Regions from separate parts of the Homo sapiens genome. Here all the other regions are linked to region 1. A link is a contact called in ENCODE Hi-C or POLR2A ChIA-PET data. All regions are on one chromosome and are shown on one strand. Each heading gives the region's core, a stretch centred on a gene start or an enhancer-like site at or near the end of the contact. The rest is flanking DNA. Distances are from core to core; before and after follow the strand shown. Region 1 holds the start of SNX8 (sorting nexin 8). Region 2 holds the start of MICALL2 (MICAL like 2). Region 3 holds the start of GNA12 (G protein subunit alpha 12).

Region 1 (4,528 bases), core at 1,035-3,534:
AAAGCCAACTACCTACAGGAATTCCAGGCCACACCAAAGGGAGGGCGGTCTCCCAGAGACACAGCTCCCTCAGGTGTACAGCGCTCAGACTATCTCTAAATTACACCATTATGGTAGCCTCTGGAGTCTACTTCTGTGAAGCCTGAAGGAAACACAGTCCCCTACACCTGCAGAGGACCCCTCCAGCAATGCCAAATTGCTTTACAAGCTGAGATAGCAGCAGCATTCCGATCCAATCACAGCCTACCTGTTCCCAAGTGACCCCTCGGAAAGGGTCCCGCCTGAGACTCACGCTGGCCTCCAACATGTGACTTCATGGACACAATGTTCTAATCAGCGAGAACTATCACGTGCCTCCCCTTACACTGATACAAGGGAAAGGAAAAAATAACTGAAGACCCATTCTGAAAGGCCCTTCTTTCTAGACACAGTCTTCACATCGAGGATGCCCACCAAATGCAACAATCCCTCCCCTGCTCCCCGCTGCCGTTTCTCGCCGACGAAGAAACTGTCTACCAACCCTCCAGAGCTCACTTCAGTCATCACCTCCTCAGCGACACCTTGCCAGACCTCCCCACAAGGGGATTCCCCAATCTTGTCCCCCCCCACCAAGAAGAAACCGTAACTCACACCAACACCCACCTACATCTCTTCTCTGGCAGCTAGGACCACAGGAAGGAACATCCAGAAATAAGGGGCACCCTCCTGTATTCCTTCTAATGTTTAGCCTCGTTTGTTTTGTTTTGTTTTGTTTTTTTTGAGGCGGAGTCTCGCTCTGTCGCCCAGGCTGGAGTGCAGTGGCGCTATCTCGGCTCACTACAAGCTCTGCCTCCCGGGTTCACGCCATTCTCCTGCCTCAGCCTCCCGAGTAGCTGGGACTACAGGCGCCCGCCACCGCGCCTGGCTAATTTTTTTTGTATTTTTAGTAGAGACAGGGTTTCACCGTGTTAGCCAGGATGGTCTTGATCTCCTGACCTCGTGATCCGCCCGCCTCGGCCTCCCAAAGTGCTGAGATTACAAGCGTGAGCCACCGTGCCCAGCCATGTTTAGCCTCATTAACCCAAATCCCTTAAAGAGAAATACAAGAGGCCAGGCGCGGTGGCTCACGCCTGTAATCCCAGCACTCTGGGAAGCTGAGGTGGTTGGATCACCTGAGGTCAGGAGTTCGAGACCAGCCTGGCCAACATGGTGAAACTCCGTCTCTACTAAAAATACAAAATTTAGCCGAGTGTCATGGTGGATGCCTGTAATCCCAGCTACTCAGGAGGCTGAGGCAGGAGAATCGCTTGAACCCGGGAGGCGGAGGTTGCAATGAGCCGAGATCGCACCATTGCACTCCAGCCTGAGTGACAGTGAGAATCTGTCTCAAAAAAAAAAAAAAAAGAAAAGAAAAGAAAAAGAAAAAAGAAAAAGACAGAAATACAGGCCAGGCACGATGGCTCATGCCCGTACTCCCAGCACTTTGGGAGGCCAAGGCAGGAGGACCGCTTGAGGCCAGAAGCTCCAGACCAGCCTGGACAACATAGCAAGATCCCATCTCTACAAAAATAAAAAAAATTACCGGGCGTAACTGCACGCGCCCGTAGTCCCAGCACTTTGGGAGGCTAAGGCGGAGGATCACTTGAAAGAGAGAGAAAAGCAGCTACACATCTATAGATTCGGTTCACAGATGAGAAAACAGAGGTCCCGAGAGGTGAAATTACTGGCCCAAGACCACACAACCGACAGGAGCTTGGGAGAGAGGATGTGGCTAGGAAAGGCGCCCAAGTCCGGGGAAGTGGCCCCCAGTGCCATCGCTCAGCGTGACCAGGCAGGGCAGAAGAGCAGGGCACCAGGAACGGGGCGAGGAGGAAACTGTCCCCGAGGACGCCTCTGAGAGCCCCGGGAAAGCGCCTCGGAACGCGGCCAGCTGTAACCTGGACAGGGCTCTCCCGGCGCAGGAGGGCAGGGGACCCCGAGGGACGGAGGCGCGAGAGAGCACGGGGACCCCCAAAGGACAGGCGCGCAGGAGGGCAGGGGGACCTCCGAGGGACTGGGGCGTGGGGCCGAACGCGGGGCGCGGGGGCAGGAAACGAGTCGGGGACCAAGCGCGGCGGCTGAGCCCCGTCCGCCGGGGGTGGTCGGGCCGCGCGCCCTGGGCAGGTGGGGGCTACCGCCGCCCCACGCCCTACCTGACGCCGGGGGATCCGCCTCCTCGTCAGCCTCCGCCTCAGCTGCCGCCCCGACTGCAGCCGCGGGCAGCGGGTCCATCGCGCGGCCAGTCATGTGAGCCCGCGCTCCCACGTGACTTCCTCCCGCGCCACCCGGCCGCGCAGCCCTGCCGCGCCGCGCCCTCGCCCCGCCCACACCCCGCCTGGTCACGCCCCCTCCCCCGCGCGCCACGCCCACAGTCCGCCCCTGCGGGCCCGCCGCGCTCCTCGCCCGGCCTCGCCACGCCTACAACCCGCCTAGCCACGCCCACATGCCCCTCCCCGTCCACGTGGACACGGAGCCTGCTGGTGGCGCAGGTTACCTCCCCTCAGGTTGGACCTCCGGACTCGCAGGTGCACTACCTCAGGCGCAAGCCTGCACCCACCGCACCCTCATTCACTCCCATCTCTCCTCGCCCAGTCACGCCCTTGTTCGCTCATTCACCGGTTACACTGGGGTTTTCTGACTCGCACTTCCTCATTCATCCACTCACCCACTCATTCGCTCACCCACGCACTGCATCCTGCATTCATTCATTCACCCACTCACTCACTGCATCCTACATTCATTCATCCACTCACACACTCACTCACCGCATCCTGCATTCATCCAGCCACTCACTCACTCACTGCATCCTGCAATCATTCACCCACTCACTCACTGCATCCTGCATTCATTCATTCACCCACTCACTCACTGCATCCTGCATTCATTCATTCACCCACTCACTCACTGCATCCTACATTCATTCATCCACTCACACACTCACCGCATCCTGCATTCATCCAGCCACTCACTCACTGCATCCTGCATTCATTCATCCAGCCACTCACTCACTGCATCCTGCATTCATTCATTCACCCACTCACTCACTGCATCCTGCATTCATTCATTCACCCACTCACGCACTGCATCCTGCATTCATTCACCCACTCACCCACTCACTCACTGCATCCTGCATTCATTCATTCACCCACTCACCCACTCACTCTCTGCATCCTGCATTCACTCATTCACTCACTTATTGCATCCTGCATTCATTCACCCACTCACCCACTCACTCACTGCATCCTGCATTCATTCATCCACCCACTCACTCATGCACTGCATCCTGCATTCATTCATCCATTCACTCACTCACTCACTTACTGCTTCTTCATACGTTCATTCACCCACTCACTCACTGCATCCTGCATTCATTCATCCACCCACTCACTCATGCACTGCATCCTGCATTCATTCATCCATTCACTCACTCACTCACTTACTGCTTCTTCGTACATTCATTCACCCACTCACGCACTGCATCCTGCATTCATTCATTCACCAACCCACTCACTGCATTCTGCATTCATTCAGTCACTCACTCACTGCATCCTGCATTCATTCATTCACCCACTCACTCACTTACTGCATCCTACATTCATTCATTCACTCACTGCATCCTGCATTCATTCATTCACCCACTCACTCACTTACTGCATCCTGCATTCATTCACTCACTCACTAACTGCATCCTGCATTCATTCACTCACTCACTAACTGCATCCTGCATTCATTCATCCACCCACTCACTCACTCACTGCATCCTGCATTCATTCATCCACTCACTCACTCACTGCTTCTTCATACATTCATTCACCCACACTCACTGCATCCTGCATTCATTCACCCACTCACTCACCCACTCACTGCATCCTGCATTCATTCATCTACCCACCCACTCACTCATGCACTTCATCCTGCATTCATTCACCCACTCACTCACTCACTGCATCCTGCTTTCATTCACGCAACCACTCACTCACTGCACCCTGCATTCATTCACCCACTCACTCACTGCATCCTGCATTCACTCACCCACCCACTCACTCACTGCATCCTGCATTCATTCATTCACCCACTCACTCACTCTGCATCCTGAATTCATTCACACAACCACTCACTCACTCACTCACTGCATCCTGCATTCATTCACCCACCCACTCACTGCATCCTGCATTCATTCATTCACTCACTCACTCACTCATGCACTGCATCCTGCATTCATTCACGCAACCACTCACTCACTGCATCCTGCATTCATTCACCCACTTACTCACTGCATCCTGCATTCATTCACCCACTCACTCACTCACTGCATCCTGCATTCATTCATTCACCCACTCACTCACTCACGCACTGCATCCTGCATTCATTCACACAACCACTCACTCACTGCATCCTGCATTCATTCATTCATTCACCCACTCACTCACGCACTGCATCCTGCATTCATTCACACAACCACTCACTCACTGCATCCTGCATTCATTCATTCACCCACTCACTGAGTCAC
Region 2 (4,528 bases), core at 996-3,495, 850 kb before region 1:
GAACTCCAACCATGTGCTGGTATCTACCGAGCCCAGTTCCAGGCACCAGGGGTGCAGCAGTGAACAAAACAGAGCCCCCACCCTCTGGAGCTGACAGTCCAGTGGGGACAGAACCAAGTCAGCCACAGCTTGGGTAACTCCACACCCACCGGAGCTGGGGGCAGAGGGCCTCCTCTCTCTCCCGCCTCCTTCCTGTTCTGGCCTCTGCACTCTCTGGAGCCACCCTGGGCTTTTATTCATTTACCTGTTCCCTGTCTGTCTCTGTGACCGGAACATTGCTCCCTGCATCTGGAGGCTGAGGGGAACTGGCACAGGACTCAGTGCTGGGTACACAGCAGGTACTCAATAACTGTCAGTGCACTGAGGAGATACACAGCGACCACCGTGCCAGTGCATGCACATGCACCTGTGCTCACCCTGGGCACTGCCCACAGGCACGTCTGAGCCGGCAGGGAGTACAGAGAAGCTCCCCAGGACCAGAGGGCCCCAAATCTCCGGCGACACCAGTGATCCATGAAGCTGGTGGCCAGCAGCCGGTGGCAACGCCTCTCCCCACCCCAGAGGCTTTTCGGGCTGGCCCCAGCTTGGATGCCTGGGCTCAGCCACCAGCCAGCCTCATCCAGGACCCTGCAGCCCCGGGGGTGGGGTCTCGCCTGCCTTCCTCCCCATTCCGGGTCCTTCTCCCAGTCTCCAGGTCCCTGGCCCTCTCCTTCAAAGCTCAGCGTCAGGCTTTCCATGTGGAAGCACGCACCTTGTGCCCAGCATCTTCTGCCTGCAAGGGCAACAGAGGCACGTTCCTGGCGAGGGAGAGCGGCTGCTGCCCAAACGCCAAATGGAAGCCCCTGGTGGCTCCACGAATGCATGTCACAACCTCAGAGCAGGGGCCGAGGCTGTTGCTCAAGACCCCAGCTTCCTGCAGAGAGTGGGACTGGCAGGACAGTGTCCAGGGGCACAGGGGAGGAGCCCCGGATCTGCGCAACGGGCTGGGGCTGTGTGACCTGAGCAAGGACCCCTCCTCTTAGCCTCGGTTCTCTGGTCTGCACAGCTGCGGCCTGACAGAGGCCCCAGGTGCTGCCTGTGGCTCCTCCCAACCCCGAGACCTTCCCACCAAAAACACACTCAGGAGAACGCTTTGCCCAGAAGGTGCCTGGGCTGCAGGTGGCCGTTGAGGGCCCCCCTTCCTGAGCGTCTGGCCCCCAGCCCCGACACACAGATCTCTGTCCCAGCAAGCCTGGTCCCAGTCATTTAGCCAAAGAGCGTTTGCTGAGTGAATAAACAATGGAGCAGGTCCAGGCTCGGGCCAAGATTCAGCAACGGGCAGGGCCAGCTGCCCAGCTACACACGCCAAGACCCTCCTGGGGAGAGACAGCCTAGTCCTCAACCCCTGCCACCTCCTGCTGCTCCCAGAGATGGGGGCTGTTCTCCATCTCGGGCCCTATCACCCGGGGCCTCAGAGGCCCGGCTGGCAGCAGCACCTGGGGTCTGGGGGCTTCCTGCCCTGCACTGGCCGCTCCCCCACAGTGGCCCTGGCCACATCCCCCCAGGGGCCTGAACAGGCTGGGGGAGGGTCAGTGCCCATACGAGGGCTATCCAGGGACCCCATCTGGTGGCCAGGCCCCTGGGCAGTGAGAGCCTCGGAGGGCCCAAAGAGGCAGCTCTGCTGGCCTTTCCCAGGGACACAGAGGGGGACTGGACTGAAGCCAGGGCCCAGGAGCCGCCCTGAGTCACGTCTGACTCAGCCGGCGGGCGGGGGATGCCATGGCTCTGGCCCAGCTGCATTCGGTGTCCGGGCACACTGAGGCCACTGAGGACAGCCTCGGGGGGCTGCACGGTGGGCTGTGCCTGCCCAGTCCCACGCCTCGGCTCCCCATCCCCCAGCCGCCCGGGCCTCAGTTTCCCCGCCCGTGTCAGCGCGCAGCCGAACAGCAGAAGAATCAAAGGGCGCCAGGCAGGACTTACATGAGGTCGGGCCGGTGGCGGTGCAGGATGGCGCAGAAAGCCAGGCCGTCGCGGAACGACGTGGTCATGTTGCAGATATTCACGTCGCGGTAGCCCTCGCACTGCTGCCGGCACCACTGTTGCAGCGCCCTGATGGCCGCCATGTGGGCGGCGCGCCCGCCGCGCGGCGGAACCGCCCTCCGACACCTTCCCGCGGCTGTGCCGCGACCGCCCGGCCGGCGGGACAGACGCTGGGACCGCTACGGAACCGCCAGACCCACGGCGCCCAGCCCCAGCTGAGCCGGACTGAGGGCGACGAGTGCCGGGTCCCTAAGAGAAGCCGAGCCCGGCCCCGCCCCCGCCGGCCCCGCCTCCTTGTAGGCCCCGCCCCCAGCCGCCAAGTCCTGCCTCCGGATAGGCCCCGTCCTCACACCTCCCAGCCCCGGCATAGGCTCCCGCCCAGGCAGGCCCCACCTCCCGACAGGCCCCGCCCCCAGCCGCCGGGTCCTGCCTCCTGATAGGCCCCGTTCCCACGCCTCCTGGCCCCGGCACAGGCTCCCGCTCCAGGCAGGCCCCGACTCCGGACAGGCCCCGCCCCCAGCCTCCAGGTTTTGCCTCCCGAGAGGCCCCGCCCCACGCCGCCCGGCCCCAGTACGGGCTCGCGCCCTAGGCACGTCCCGCCTCCTGGTAAGTCCCGCCCCCACGCTGTCAGGTCCCGCCCGACAGGCCCCGCCCCACGCCGCCTGGCCCCTCCCCAGGCCCCGCCCCGCCGCTGAGGGCCGAGACCCCCAACCGGTGAAGGGGCGCGGTCTGCTTGGGGGTCCTGCCATTCTGGACCCCTGCGGAGACCTGGAATTTTCTTTTTCGCCGCCCCACCTCCCACCACCATCTCACCCCACCGCCATGGAGAAGAGGCAGGAAAGGCCGTTGACAAACGGGGACACTGAGGCTCGAACACCCTGCCCTGTCTAGGGCCTCAGCCCTCGGCAGCCCGGCCTCCCGGGGAGCAGGAGGCGCCTTGTGTTTCAGGGTTTCAAAGGACGTCCGCATCTGGTTTCTCTTTCCAGGCCGCTACATGCCAGCGGGGGTTCCAGGCAAGGCAGAGGTGAGGCCTGGGCATTGCCAGAGGAGAAACTGAGGCCAGGAAGGGGGCCGTGGAGCCGGAGTTGCACAGCTGGCCTGTGCTTTTCTTCTGGGGGCCTGTGGGCAGGATCTGTTCCTGGGGCAGGAGATTCCTCAGGCTGACTTGCAGGGTAGTTCCAATTTTCCACTTTGAGCTGTGACAGAAGAAATAAGGAAAGTCCCTCTGCTGGGGCCCTAAATTATCCCAGACTGGCCCCTGGCCCCGTTATCCTTGGGGAACCTTGTCTGTGGCCACGGGGGCTGGACGAGGGCGGAATCACTGACACCAGCCATGTGAGGGGGGCCTACCCTCCTGGCTGTGGGGCCAGGGCTTGTCTGGGCAGGGCCTGCAGGAAGGAAGGTGTTTTCCCGCAGTAGCCCCTGGCAGGGAGTCAGGGCAGCTTCTCTGTGCCCCTTGGGAGGAGGAGAAACTGAGGTCTTCCAACCCCAGCCAATGGTGCTGTTCCAGATCTTTTCTGAGGCTGGTCCCTGGTGAGACACCGTAGTGTTCATGGCCAGCTGCCTAAGTGTCAGTGAGGCCTGTGTGTAGGTGGTGAGCTCCCCGTCACCAGGGGCATGCAAGCAGCTGCTAGGCAGGGAGCCCTTGTGGCCTGGGAATGTGGCTGGCCCTAACCGCTGCTCCGCCACAGTCCCTGACCTGCGGATGTCAGGGGATATCGTGCCAGCACAGCCGGAGCCGGTCCTGGCACCGGGTTTTCTTGACTCCCAGGGCAACGGTTAGGAGAACCGGAAGAGCTGGAAAAGAAGGGAGAGATCAAGAAGCAGAAGCAGCGGGGCAGTGGGCGGGGGGAATTAGTGGGGGATGGGGGACACAGGGGTGGACAGGCGTTAGGGCCCAGCTCCCTTAAAAGGAGTGGTGTGGGAGGTGGCCTGGGTTTCACTTTTATCGTGAACTTTTACCACTGCACACTTAAAAAGCCATCTCACTGGTCACCCCGTGGCCCATCCTGCGCGGCCCCCCTCTGGCACCAGTGAGCTGGGAGGCAGCATTTGTGACGTTTGCCCACCAGCACCTCACACACCATGTCCCTCCAGGGTCCCCGAAGCCAGGAGCCAGGACACCCCCAAACAAATGGTCCTTTCTCCCCACTGCCCACGGCTGCCACCCTCCCATCCAGACGACCTGTCCCCCCGCCTCTGCCCACAGGGCTGCCTCCTGCCCCTCCAGCCACCACAGTCCACCCTCCCCAGCAGCCCGAGGGATCTTTCTAGAAGGCCTGACCAAGCCCTTCCCCTGCCGGGAGCCTCCCAGGCTGTCCTTCGAATAAAGTCCAGGTTGCTTATCAGACTTTCCGCAGGCTTATCACGCTGCATCTCCCCGGCCGCACCCTGCCACGCTGACCCCAGAGCTTTGCGCCCGCACCGGCCCCCAGCACCCGCCCCTCCTCCTCATCCTCCAAGACCCCCACCCTGAAGCCCCTTGGAGCCACCGAAGGCTCCCAGGGTC
Region 3 (4,528 bases), core at 711-3,210, 530 kb after region 1:
GAGTGCAGTGGCCCAAACATGGCTCACTGCAGCCTCAACCTCCCAGGCTCAACCAATTCTCCTACCTCAGCCGCTCAAGCAACTGGGACTACAGGTGCATTCCACCATGCCCAACTAATGTGTTCATTTTTGTGGCACTGAGGTCTTGCTGTGTTGCCCAGGTTGGTCTCAAACTTCTGGCCTCAAGTGATCCTCCTGCCTCAGCTTCCCAAAGTGCAGGGATTACAGGCACGAGCCATCACACCTGGCCGACTTCTACAGCTTCTTTCACAAATATGGCGAAGAGAAAAAAGGAAGCAAGAGACAGGAGAATCTGGAGATTCATTGCAATGCATGTCGAGTCACACAAAACAATTATGCCACAATGGAGGAATTCTGAACACTGGATATCTGGTGATAATGAGCTATTACTAATGTTTAGGTTTGCTAATGGTACTGCGGTTGTGTTTTTACATGGAGGCCTCATCTTTTAGCCACTCATATACATCCTAAAACGTTTCCTAATCCAACTACACAAAGTTGGATTTGCTTGGAGACCATGGGGAGGGCACAGGTGAATAGGATTGGCACAGAATTGATGACTGCTTTAGTTGGGCTGTAGGTACTTTACAGTCAATCTACTATTTTCTCTACTTTTGTATACATTTGAAGTTTTCGTATTAGAAAGTGTGGCTCACACCTGTAATCTCAGCACTTTGGGAGGCCCAGGTGGGAGGATGGCTTGAGACCAGCCTGGGCAAGAGAGTGAGAGCCTTTCTAAAAAAACAGAAAAGTAAAAAGAGACTCATGGCTGGTTCCCGTCCAGTCTCCACTGCTCTTCTTCTAAGCTCAGCCGGAGGGCACGGCCGGTTGGGCTCCTATCCCACAAATCTTCCAGTGGGAAATGGACAGATACCATTCTGCTAGGGCACATCCAGGAGGGGGCTAAGTGCCAAGCCCCCACTCCCCATCCCCAGAAGCTGGCCCGAGTTCCCACTCCCACGGTCCCCAGGCACCCTAGAGAGGGCAGAGGCAGACCGGGCGCCATGACTCATGCCTATAATCCCAGCACTTGAGGGAGACCAAGGCAGGAGGATCACTTGAGGCCAGGAGACTGAGACCAGCCTGGGCAACACAGCAAGACCCCATCTCTACAAAAAAAAACTTAAAAATTAGCTGGGCTGGTGGTGCGCGCCTGTAATCCCACTACTTCGGGAGGCTAAGGAGGGAGTAGGGCTTGAGCCTGGGAGGTCGAGGCTGCAGTGAGCTGTGAGGGCGCCACTGCACTCAAGCCTGGGAAACACAGCGAGACCCCATCTCAAAAAGGGCGAGACGGGGTGGGGCAGAGACGACGCCAGCAGGCCTCGGGGAATGGGTCGGGGGGGAGTGGGGTGCAGGCGGGGCTGGATCCAGCATCCTCGCCCCAGGGGTCCCCGCCCGCGGCGGCGGACCACGGAGGGGCCCGGGGCGGGGGTTAGCGCCCCGGCCCACCTGGGTGCAGGTGCTGGGCGGGGGGCGCGCGTCACCTTGAGGATGTTGTCGAAGATGGTGTCGCGGAACTCCAGCAGCGCCTTCTGGTCGAACTCGCGGCCGTGGATGATGCGCATCTGCTTGAGGAACGTGGACTTGCCGCTCTCGCCCGCGCCCAGCAGCAGGATCTTCACCAGGCGCCGGACCGCGCGCCGCTCGCGGGCCAGCAGCGCGTCGATGTCGCGGCTACGCCTCCGGGCCTCGCGCTCCGCGTCGCGCGCGCCGCTGCCCGCCCTGCGCTCGCGGGCCCCGCCGGCCTCGGCCGGCAGCAGGCAGCGGCTGAGGGTCCGCACCACCCCGGACATGGCCCCTCAGGCCGCGGCCGCGCCCCGCCGGCGCCCGGGGGCCATGGACGCTCCCGCCGGCGAGGGCGAGCCCGGGCCGAGGCACCGCCCCACGCCCCGCCGCTCGCCTCAGGCCGCGTCCGCCGCCGCCGCTGCAGTCGCTCCGAGGCCCGCACTCGTCGCCCGGCCGCCACTCGGGCCCGGCGGAGGGGCGGGCGGCGCCGCGTGAGGCCCGGCGGATTGGGCCGGCTGCCGTCCATCTGGCCGTGAGAGCCCTTCGATTGGCTCATCTCGCCAAGGGAGGCGGGCATCCCTTCCGGCCTCGGGGCGGGGTCGACGCCGAAAGAGGCGGGATCTTTGAGGTGAAGGCGCTTCTCATTGGACGCCCAGGCTGAGGTTCTTTCTTTCAGAATGAAAGGGAGGCGGGGTCGCCCGGGAGGCGGAGCGATCGTCCGCCATGGCCAATTATAATTGCTCTGAGTGGACATCAGACGTGCCCAACGGGCTTTGGATTGGGTGTTCGGGGGACGGGGCGTGACGAGAAGTGCCAGGTGTACAGAAAGATTCTCCCTTGGTTCCCAGATTGGGTCCGCCTGTGAGACCAGGACCTCGCGGAGTAGCCCAAAGGCTGGGAAATGCTGATAAGAGGTTCAGCTGCTCGTCGTATTCCCTCCGATGATCTTGTTTCTACACTATTTTCCTTCCAGAAACACTGGAGGGGGATGGGCCATAAATTTCAAACACATGCACCCTTTGAGAGTGGCATGGGCTTCTAGGAGGCTTTGCGAAAAGCTGACTAATCACTAAAATCACCAGAAGCTCCCCCAAAAGTCTTATGTCTCACAGTGATTGAGAGAGTGGGGTCTGGAGTTGCTGGGCCTGAGTTGGAATCTCCAGTCGACCAGTTACTAGGTGTACTAGTTGCATAACTTTTTTTAGCAGCTTTCCCCACCCCCCCCAACAAACCCTTTTGGATGTTCTTAGCTTCCGTTTCCTCATCTGTAAAACGGGGGTGTCATTGACGACATTGGTTATGGCTTGACATTGCTCAAATCGTCATGAAGATATAAACTGAGAACATGAACTTACCAAACACTTAGCACGTGAGCTAGCCCAAAATCAGCTCTTGATAGAGATCAGCTGATTACAGATTCTTGACTCTCCCAGATCTACTGAATCAGAACCTCCTAGAAGGAGCTCAGGTATCCCTTAAGATTAAAGGCGTGAGCCGCCGCGCCTGGCCCAGTGTGTAGTCTTTTATCTCTCGCCACCCCCCACCTTTTACCCTGAGTCCCCAAAGTCCAATCTCTGTGCGGTGTCTGTTAACTCTGCTGATTATTTCTTTTGCAGTGCCGAAGCTTTTTAGTTTAATTAAGTCCCATCTATTTATCTTTGTTTTTGTTGCATTTGCTTTTGGGTTCTTGGTCACAAAGTCTTTGCCTAAGCCAACGTCTAGAAGGATGTTTCCGATGTTATCTTCTAGAATGTTTATGGTTTCAGGTTGTAGATTTAAGTCTTTGATCTATCCTGAGTTGATTTTTGTATAACGTGAGAGACGAGGATCCAGTTTTATTCTTCTACATGTGGCTTGCCAATTATCTCAGCACCATTTGCTGAATAGGCTGTCCTTTCCCCACTTTGTTTTCATTTGCTTTGTTGAAGATCAGTTGGCTGTAAGTATTTGGCTTCATTTCTGGGTTCTCTATTATGTTCCATTGGTCTCTGTGCCTATTTTTATATTAGTACCATGCTGTTTTTGTGACGATAGCCTTATAGTATAGTTTGAAGTCAGGTAAAGTGATGCCTCCAGATTTGTTCTTTTTGCTTAGTCACAGATCTAAACTCCCCAGAAGGCTGGGCACGGTGACTCACAACTACAGTCCCAGCAGTTTGAGATGCTGAGGTGGGAGGATCACTTGAGCCCAGGAGGTCAAGGGTGCAGTGACCTATGATCGTGCCACTGTACTCCAGCCTGGACAACGGAGCAAGACCCTGTTTCAGAAACAAAACAAAACAAAAACCAACTCCCTGACAACCTTGAATGCACATAATATGTATTATTTGTCACTTGCTACAAATACTACAAATCATGCCATGAATTTGTATCACTTATGAGTCAAGATTTTGTAATCCTTGGAAAATGATTAGAAAGTCTTGCTTGTTTGTGGAAATGACCTCCCATAGGAGGCCAAATATGGCTGGGCACGGTGGCTCATGCCTGTAATCCCAGCACTTTGGGAGGCCAAGGCAGGCAGATTATCTAAGGTCAGGAGTTCAGGACCAGCCTGGCCAACATGGCGAAACCCTGTCGCTACTAAAAAATACAAAACTTGGTTGGGTGTGGTGGCGGGCGCCTGTAATCCCAGCTACTGGGGAGGCTGAGATAGGAGAATTGATTGAACCCGGGAGGCGGAGGTTGCAGTGAGCCGAGATCGCACCATTGCACTCCAGCCTGGGCAACAAGAGCAAAACTCTGCCTCAAAAAAACAAAAAAAAAAAAACAAAAACGGGAAGGCCAAATACTAGGTCTGGCATGGTAGCTCACACCATGTAATCCCAGCACTTTGTGAGGCTGTAATCCCAGCACTTTGTGAGGCTGAGGTGGGCAGATCACTTGAGGCCAGGAGTTTGAGACCAGCCTGGCCAACATGGTGAAACCTCCATCTCTATTAGAAATACCAAAATGAGCCAGGCATGGTGGTGAACGCCTGTAATTCCAGTTACTTAGGAGGCTG

Evidence for each region. A loop is a pair of places that touch in the nucleus more often than their neighbours do. ChIA-PET counts read pairs that join two places held with the same protein, here RNA polymerase II (POLR2A). Pooled maps may share reads with other maps.
Region 2: a map of naive thymus-derived CD4-positive, alpha-beta T cell shows a loop between it and region 1 (17-fold over the local background). The contact joins the promoter of MICALL2 here to the promoter of SNX8 in region 1. A Hi-C loop is called at or near these places in 1 of 168 maps with a recorded cell type or tissue (naive thymus-derived CD4-positive, alpha-beta T cell), 2 of 37 single-sample maps with no recorded cell type and 14 of 50 pooled maps. POLR2A ChIA-PET finds 5 or more read pairs at or near these places in 1 of 52 experiments (CD4-positive, alpha-beta T cell).
Region 3: a map of CD8-positive, alpha-beta T cell shows a loop between it and region 1 (15-fold over the local background). The contact joins the promoter of GNA12 here to the promoter of SNX8 in region 1. A Hi-C loop is called at or near these places in 1 of 168 maps with a recorded cell type or tissue (CD8-positive, alpha-beta T cell), 1 of 37 single-sample maps with no recorded cell type and 9 of 50 pooled maps. POLR2A ChIA-PET finds 5 or more read pairs at or near these places in 1 of 52 experiments (activated naive CD4-positive, alpha-beta T cell).

Annotation. Positions count from the first base shown.
Region 1 is chr7:2,312,157-2,316,684 of GRCh38, forward strand. SNX8 (sorting nexin 8) reads right to left here and starts at 2,285. Exons shown (of 11, transcript NM_013321.4): 1 at 2,172-2,285. The coding sequence starts at 2,265. RefSeq lists enhancers at 1-4, 25-194, 395-474, 2,389-2,889, 2,890-3,390 and 1 more and silencers at 1,961-2,200, 2,301-2,570.
Region 2 is chr7:1,457,225-1,461,752 of GRCh38, forward strand. MICALL2 (MICAL like 2) reads right to left here and starts at 2,246. Exons shown (of 17, transcript NM_182924.4): 1 at 1,960-2,246. The coding sequence starts at 2,102. MICALL2-DT (MICALL2 divergent transcript) reads left to right here and starts at 2,695. Exons shown (of 2, transcript XR_001745046.2): 1 at 2,695-3,043. RefSeq lists enhancers at 200-922, 923-1,645, 3,069-3,620, 3,621-4,172, 3,709-4,003 and a silencer at 2,019-2,738.
Region 3 is chr7:2,842,348-2,846,875 of GRCh38, forward strand. It overlaps GNA12 (G protein subunit alpha 12), which reads right to left and starts at 1,961. Exons shown (of 4, transcript NM_007353.3): 1 at 1,506-1,961. The coding sequence starts at 1,814. RefSeq lists enhancers at 1,268-2,085, 2,048-2,342, 2,325-2,454 and silencers at 1,435-1,484, 1,825-2,154.